Linked DNA regions of Homo sapiens: region 2 is linked to region 1. A link is an interaction called in ENCODE POLR2A ChIA-PET data of the cell type or tissue named here. Cell type or tissue: OCI-LY7. All regions are shown on one strand.

What was found. ChIA-PET counts read pairs that join two places held together with the same protein. Peaks named below come from ENCODE experiments on the same cell type or tissue, not always from the same donor. Only the 100,000 strongest peaks of a DNase experiment are listed, where the experiment ranks them.
Region 2: POLR2A ChIA-PET joins it to region 1 with 5 read pairs; 5 of 35 experiments call an interaction of 5 or more read pairs at or near these places.

The regions. Positions count from the first base shown.
Region 1 is chr6:13,426,055-13,430,054 of GRCh38, forward strand. The region is part of intron 1 of GFOD1 (Gfo/Idh/MocA-like oxidoreductase domain containing 1); the gene reads right to left. Among named protein-coding and RNA genes, the nearest start is that of GFOD1-AS1, 58 kb to the right of the region's middle. RefSeq lists enhancers at 1,775-2,204, 3,215-3,284. In OCI-LY7, CTCF peaks have their summits at 2,334 and 3,188; DNase peaks (open chromatin) are centred at 27, 1,967, 2,347 and 3,197; H3K4me3 peaks cover 1,371 bases; H3K27ac peaks cover 1,548 bases.
Region 2 is chr6:13,315,008-13,319,007 of GRCh38, forward strand. It overlaps TBC1D7-LOC100130357 (TBC1D7-LOC100130357 readthrough), which reads right to left. Exons shown (of 9, transcript NM_001318809.2): 5 at 1,564-1,701. TBC1D7 (TBC1 domain family member 7) reads right to left here. Exons shown (of 8, transcript NM_016495.6): 5 at 1,564-1,701. Among named protein-coding and RNA genes, the nearest start is that of TBC1D7, 12 kb to the right of the region's middle. In OCI-LY7, no CTCF peak of the experiment used is centred here; no DNase peak of the experiment used is centred here.

The sequences.
Region 1 (4,000 bases):
CAGTTGGGTTTCTGAAGTAGCTCTACCTCTAAGTCTCCAGGGCACACGATGCGAGATGCAAATATCACAGAGCTTTCTAGGCAGCCAGCAGACGTGGAAAGCAGGTTAGTCAGGCTATGATTCAGTCTCCAGCTCTCTCCCTTCTCCCCTGGCTTGGCTGTGCCTCCTAGGAGGGAGTTCTGGGCCAAGAAGGCCACACACGCCCCCAGGCAGGCCACAGGCCCAGACTGCCTGGTCCTATAATACAGAAGATATGAGAGCCAGGAAGCCACAGAAACAGGCGTCAATGGGGCTTGGTGTCCCACACACAACCCCAGATTCATCAGACTCCAGCTCTTACTGTGCCATCTGGGCCACAAGGGAAATGGGAGCAGTGAAGTGGAGCTGGACCAGGAACCAGACACGAACCTACTCTGCTCCCAGGAAAGTAACTATGACCTCTGCGTCACTGTCCTTTGGTCTCTCAAGGATCCCACTTCCATTGCCTGTCCCTTAAACGCCCGGGAAGCGGCCTCTACCCCCTAAGAAGGTGAATGAATCCCCTGCTGGTGTTCTGAAGGCACCCGAGGTAGGTGAGGTCCAGGGAGCACCTGGGACAAGCAGAAGGAACAAGCCCCCTGAGGATGCGGAAGCAGAGTGACCAGGCCCATCGCAAGGCAACCCCTGAGCGAGGGATAATGCAGGACCTTATGAGCAGAAGCGGGGCTAACAACCAGCAAGGCCAGAGGACAGGCAGCCCTTTGCCAAAGGTGTCGACTTCTGCCCAGCTTTCTCTTGTTCTGGCAACGGCTGTCAGTGTCTGTTGGTGGAAGAACATGCCCCTGGTGCCAGAAGGCTGGGGTTTGAGTCTCATCTCTTTCTCATATCTGTGTCTTGGGGGAGGTTACTTAACTTCTCTGGGCCTCAGTTTTCTCCTCTGCACAGCAGAAATATAATCATATCTCTCTCACAGTTATTGTGATGAGCGTGGCAAAGCATTTTTTGTAAACTACAAGGAAGCGGGCAGTGGCTCCGAAGTTGTGTGTGATTGGACCTCACAGGACAAAACTGAGGTAACAGAGGATCACAATGCACCTTTTTCAGTTTGATATAATCATCTTGAAATTACATTTATCAGGATCATACAGAGTCTTCCCAAAACTGAAGGCCATGCATAACTTGTCCACCTCAAGCCCTTTGAACAGAGAACATGCATGTAGAGACTTCCAGAAAAATCCAATAACTGTTATCCAAATGGTCAAAAATCCAGCTGGGCTCAAGTGAGGTAACAGACATAGAAAACTGTGAAGAGTTAAAAACATGATGATAAAAAAGGACTTTGTTGGCCAGGCGCAGTGCCTCATGCCTGTAATCCCAGCACTTTGAGAGGCTAAGGCAGGCGAATCCCTTGAGCCCAGGAGTTTGAAACCACCCTGGGCAATATGGTGAAATCTCATCGCTACAAAAATTAGCCCGGCATGGTGGTGTGCACCTCTAGTCCCGCCTACTCAGCAGACTGAGGCAGGAGGATCGCGTGAGCCCAGGAGTTCAACGCTACAGTGAGCTGTGATTGTACCACTGCATTCCAGCCTGGGTGACAGAGTAAGAGCCTGTCTCAAAAAAAAAGGCTTTGTAATAAACTTTTCTGATGTTTTTCAGAATTCAATTTGTATAAATTTGAGACATCTACATTTCACAAATGTGATTATCCCATGCGATAATAAAGGAAGGTTTATCCCACTATTTCCTAAGCCTGGAGCTTCCTTAGACTTGTACGTAATTCCTGGTGCCCCTGACAGGCACCTTTCCAGCCTCTACGGAATCTTTAGCAGCCCCACGACACCAGGCTGAGCCTCGTGACATTGTGGCCACCAAGCGTGGGAAGGAACTACTAAACTTCAAAGTTGACTCAACCAAAAGAGAAAAATCGCAAGTCCCCGATGGAAAGGTGTTGATGGCTCTCTTTTCAAACACCTCCACGCCTGGCTGGGCACAAAGGCCTGACAGTGCCCCGAGCTACATCAACACAAGCTGGGTTCAAAGACTCACAGGTCTAAGCATCCTGGGCACCACAGAGATAGGAAAGTCCATGTGGAAACAGATCGTCTTTTCTATCAACCATGTGTGAATTTTGAACTCCTTTTCTTCTCAGTGTTAGAAAAGGAAAACCAACCCACTTTGCGGTCTCTCTGCGGTGTCTTTAGAAGGCCAGTTCCTTTACGTGCCTCTCAAGCCCATGCTGAATTTCTCTGTTCTCGTCCTAGTGCCTCTTTTGACAAGCCACGAGCCTCACTCAGCCCAGAGTGACACTTATCACTGGGCCGTGTGAAAACTGGGGGGCTGGGGAGGAAGTGAGAAGGATGCGAAAGCCGAGGCGGGAGGAGGGGGTGCCGCCTGAGGCCCTTGCGGCCAGCAGTGGAAACGCAAACTTGACATTTCCATTTTCCATCACCTTCTGATCTCAGGCCCCCAGTGCGATGCGATGCGCTGGCTTTTCATTTCCACTCCCTTTCACACCCAGCACATTAAAGGCCGCTGCAAGAACAACAATGGAAAAAGGCTCAGGGCTTTAAATCACGAAGCCTGGGGAAATTCAACAGTTGCTATCTCCAGCTTCTCTACCCAAAGCACCAAAAAAGCCTTCCCTGAGGGAGTCCAGGCCCCCTCCCAGGGCGGGCGGCAGGAGTACTGCTTTTGATCATCTGTACTTCTGCGGCCACTCTCAAACTTCCCTCCCCAAACACCACAGCCCGGCTGTGAGCTGAAAGAGCTCCCTTTGGCCCTCCATCAGAAGCGGACTTTCTGACCATTCACTAATTCTAGCAAGAAGGTCCACTAAGTATTGTAAAATGTATAGCTTCCCGCCTGCTTTTTCTCTGACCTAGTTAAAAGCACTGTGTTGGACATACATCTTCTCGACCATATGAAAAGTGGGAATAAATGTCTTAATTGGTACCAAGTCCCTGAGCACGTGAGCCAGCTTGCTAGATGCTCAGACAGGACTCTACAAACATGAGCCCAGGTCATATATTTACTAAGATGTGCTCCCAGGTGGCTCTCAAATGGCACAAAGAGGAAAGACCCCAGCAGAAATCAAGATGGGTGGGAAGCTGTTCTTTTCATGAGAGTGAAAAGACTGGAGCTATCTCATTTTGGGCTGAGAAGCCCTGGCTGGCCATAGCACAGCTGCCAGTAAAGGGAAACAGCGCCACAGGCTGCCTGGAGGAGCTGGTCTCCTATGCGGCAGACACTGGCTGTCAAAGGGTTGTGTGGCCCCAACGTGAAATAATGGCTGTACTTATGAATTGGTTTGTTTATATGCCATCAACCAGGATGCTCTGCCAGCTTGCTGCTTTAAGAACGACAAACTATTGAATGCAATTGAATGCCTATCGAATGCAAAGACCTCAGGGAATTTCAGACACAGGGAGAGGGTGAGTTCCACGGTCCTCTCAGACAGAAAAGTTTGGGTTTACTGCTAGCCAAAAACCAGGAGTACAACAGGAACTGCTGACGTCATAAAGCTTGGCCAGAAACGTAGTCAGGTAGTGCCCTGAGCACAGCCTAGACACTGGCGCTCTAAGAAACAGCCCTTTGCCCAAGGCTATCTGGAAGAAATAGAACAGGGCACAACACAATAGTGTGGCAGGAAATCAACTGAGTGGGTTGGCAAAGAGCATCTTTCTTAAAAGAATAGAAGAGAACATAGAGTGTACCCTAGGTAATAAGGGAAGTATTATTTTGTAAAACATTTAAGTTTTATATATTCATATGTATGAATATTACATAGATATGTAATATATACATTATTATACAAATATGCTACTATACATATATATACACACACATGCATGTATAGAGTGGTATGGCAGGTTGTATTTTTCAAAAGTGATCACACTACTTCTCATCTCACATGTTCTTCCAGAACCTTGCCACTTCCTGATGAAGAAGTGAAATATATGTCCTTCCCCTTGAATTTGGATGGATCTTTGGGACCAGCTTAATGAAAAAATATGCAGTG
Region 2 (4,000 bases), 110 kb before region 1:
CTCCCATGTGCCCCTCCTATGTCACTCACAGAGCCCCTGTTTTAGTAGGAGATCACACAGCTTTTTTTAAAAAAAGAACCTTTCCCAGCCTCTACTGCAGACAGGGCAGCCAAGTGACACAGTCCTGGTCACTAACATATAGTTGACCCCTGAACAACATGGGTTTGAATTGCAAAGGTCCCCTTAAACATGGATTTTCTTCCACCTCTGCCAACCCCTGAGACAGCAAGACCATCCTTCCCTCCCTCCTCCTGCTCAGCCTACTCAACGTGAAGACAATGAGAATAAAGACCTTGTGATGATCCACTTCCACTTCATAAATAGAAAACATATTTAATTTTCCTTATGATTTTCTTAACATTTTCTTTTCTCTAGCTTACCTCATTACAGGAATATACTGAATACACATATAACAAAATATGTGGCTGGGTGTGGTGGCTCATGCCTGTAAATCCCAGCACTTTGGGAGGCCAAGGTGGGCGGATAACCTGAGGTCAGGAGTTCAAGACCGGCCTGACCAACACGATGCAACCCCGTCTCTACTAAAAAAGATACAAAAATTAGCCAGGTGTGGTGGCAGGCACCTGTAATCCCACTTACTTGGGAGGCTAAAGCAGGAGAATCATTTGAACCCAGGAGGCAGAGGTTGCAGTGAGCCGAGACCATGCCATTGCACTCCAGGCTGGGCGACAGCATGAGACTCCATCTCAAAAAAACAAAAATGGAAACAAAATATGTGTACAAAATATGTGTTAAACAACCATCTATGTTATCAGTAAGGCTTCCAGTCAACAGTAGGTTATTAGTAGTTAGGTTTTGGGGGAGTCAAAAGTTATATGCAGAGTATCAACTATGCTGGGGTTGGGTCAGTTCTCCTAAACCTACACTACTCAAAGGTCAGCTGTACATGCAGAGGGAAAGCCTAATGGGCCACAGTTGTGGCTGGCTTGTCCCTCTTATTCCTTTGTGTTTACCTTTGCCTTCCCTTTCCTTCTGCCTAGAACACAGACGTCATGGCCGCTGGTCCAAGAGCAACCTTGTGAGCACGAGAGGAAAGATCATTCCTATGAATACTGGAGCAGAATGGCAGCAGTCTGCAACCCTCTCCATACTGTGGTTCTGCAGCGCCAGCTCTGCACTGCCTGGATTCTTAGCTTCTGGTATTTGGGCTTCCCATTATATGCAGCCAAATGAAAACCTTAACTTACACAGAGGGATTACTCTAGACCAGCGGATTCTAGACCAGAATAAGGAATACTATAGAGCAGGACTGGCCACCTCTGGCCTGCAGCAGAGCAAATCCAGCCAGGAACATTATTTTATGCGTTGCCTAAGGTTGCTTTTGTGCAACAACAGCAGAGTTGAGTGGTTACAATAGAGACCATCTGGCCCACCAAGCTGGAAATATTTAGATTATATGGACTTTTACAGAAAACGCTTGCTGAGTTCTACTATAAAGGGTTATTCAGAATTGCAGCAGCCCCAGGAGGTAAGAGCACTCCCTGAAGACCCCCACTACCATTGTTCACTCTCCAATAGCCAAAAAAAAAAAAAAGCCCTCACCAACTGGGGCAAGGAATCCCGGTACTTGGTATTTAATTGGTTCACAAAGCGTCGGGTGATCCAGTAACAGTCGACACTATCTTCCACCATTTCCTCCATGGCTTTAGCTATGGCAAGAAACACTTCATCATCTGGCTCCTGAAAGATTAATAATAAATCTCAAGAGGAAGGCAGTGAAAGAGAGGAATACATATTTCTTTAATAAAAAATGAAACCTTGCTCCCTAAATTTTGAAAAGGCTACATTAATAAATCAAAGTAGGATCAAAAAGCACAGAGTCCCTCCCTGAAGAGGGGAGCAAGGGGGAGAAAAAGATGAGTAACTACAGGGTCAGTGCTGCTTATGAATGACCAGGTTTCAGGCTGAGTGTACAGACACTCCCCAGCTTCTAACATTAAGCCCCTCACAGAGTCAACATAAATCATAAGCAAGTCACTGACTCTCTCCACCCAAAAATATTCTCAGTACTAGGTGAGGATATCTTTGAAAAGGGTGTAATAAACAGCACCATCAGTAACTGGAGACATTTTTCAGCACAGTAATTTGCAAATATTGAAGAGCTCCAAAAAGACTAATAAAGCATTTGCTTTATTTCAAAGCATTCACGCATACCTTCAGAATTTTGTTCTATCTTAAGCAGTACAAAAGTTAAAATGTTCCTAGAATCAGAATTTTAGGAATCAAAAGAATGGCATTTCTCAAACCTTGTGTCAATACTCAGAATGCGAAAGTAAACTCTCAGGTAAATTTCAACAGAGAAATCTTAGAAAAACCGGGACCTTATTTGAAAACCTCTTCTGCTTTCAAACACCATATCATATACAAAAAGCTTTACATTTTCATCTAGGATTTAATAGCTGAAGGATTTTAATGTTAAAAAGAAACTAAGAAGTATCACACTTTCCCTTAAAAAGTACCGACTTAAATCAAAATTGTTATTTTAATGTATTATTTCATTCTAAGCCCTTCTTTCAACTTGTTAATATTCTATAAAATGTCAAGAAAAACATAATTTAAATCATAGGGAATAAGTTTTCTCAAAACATTTTATTAATGTGTCAAAGGAGAATGGAAAATAAGTAGGAAGAAAAGGGAAAGGAAAATCTCCTTTCTTGGACTCCCGTGCAGTTCTGTGCACTGTGCTTGGCACCCCGAAAGGTGGCATATCACTGACTGCTCCTGACCACTGACAGGTCAAGGGAAGAGGACCCATGTCGTCCTTCCTGGCCCTGTGATGAGCACTGCTGCACCCTCTTATTAATGGATTAAAAAATGAGGCAGAGTGGGCGCTAAGTAGGTGCTACGGTTCAAATATCTGTCCCCTCCGAAACTTATGTTGAAATTTAATCCCCATTGTGGCAGTATTGAGAAGTGGGGCCTTTAAGAGGTGACTGGATCATGAGGGCTCTGCCCTCATCAGTGGGTCAATTCATAGATTAATGGGTTATCACAGGAACGGGACTGGTGGCTTCCTAAGAAGAGGAAGAGAGTCCTGGGTGAGCACGTTGGCACGTTCAGCCCCCTCACCATGTGATAGCCTGTGCCACCTCAGGACCCTGCAGAGAGTCATCAGCAAGAAGGCCTTCACCAGATGTAGCCCCTGAATCCTGGACTTCCCAGCTTCTAGAATTGTAAGAAATAAATTCCTTTTTAAAATAAATTATCCGATTTCAGGTATTCTGTTATAAGCAATCAAAAACAGACTAATACAATGAGGATCATGACTGGGAGACGTGGGATGGCAGAGTCCAAAACACACACTCAGAAGCACGTCTGCCTGAGGCTGCAGTAAAGGTGTCTCAGCTTGGAACACAGACAAGCTGAGTAGCGGTGAGGCGGAACCTATACCCTGTCATCTCAATTCCTAATCTAATTTAATTTGATATATAATTTAAGAACTTGTGTAGTACTATCAACTTCACTTTGCCAATAAGTGAAATTTAAAGATGATTGCTTAAATTATTCCAATTATTTTTTAGGGACCTTCTCTCTCGATAAACGTAAGAAATATAAATGATCTTTATTAGCTCTAAGGTTTGTCCATGGATACCTCATCATTAACGTCAAAAAAAATTAGATCTGCAATAAAAATAAATTTTGTAAAATAGGAGTGTTCCAGCAAATCCATTTGAACAATTCACTGTTTTAGCCAAACAAATAACACTTTAATTTCATACTGATATAAATAAAGAAGGAGAAGGGAAAACTCTTCCTTAGAGAAGAATGCCAACTAATACATGCAGAAAGAATGAAGGAGTTAGATCACCATTTGGCAATCAGCATAGTAAAAATTGGTTCAGGCAAGAATCATTAGTGGATGGCTACTTACAAGTCTCAAAGTACTTCTCCACAGTTATTTATTAATTACAAAGAGGAAAATAGTAACCTTACAGTGGAGAAACTCCACAGACACCATCTTACCCAAGTGATCAAAGTT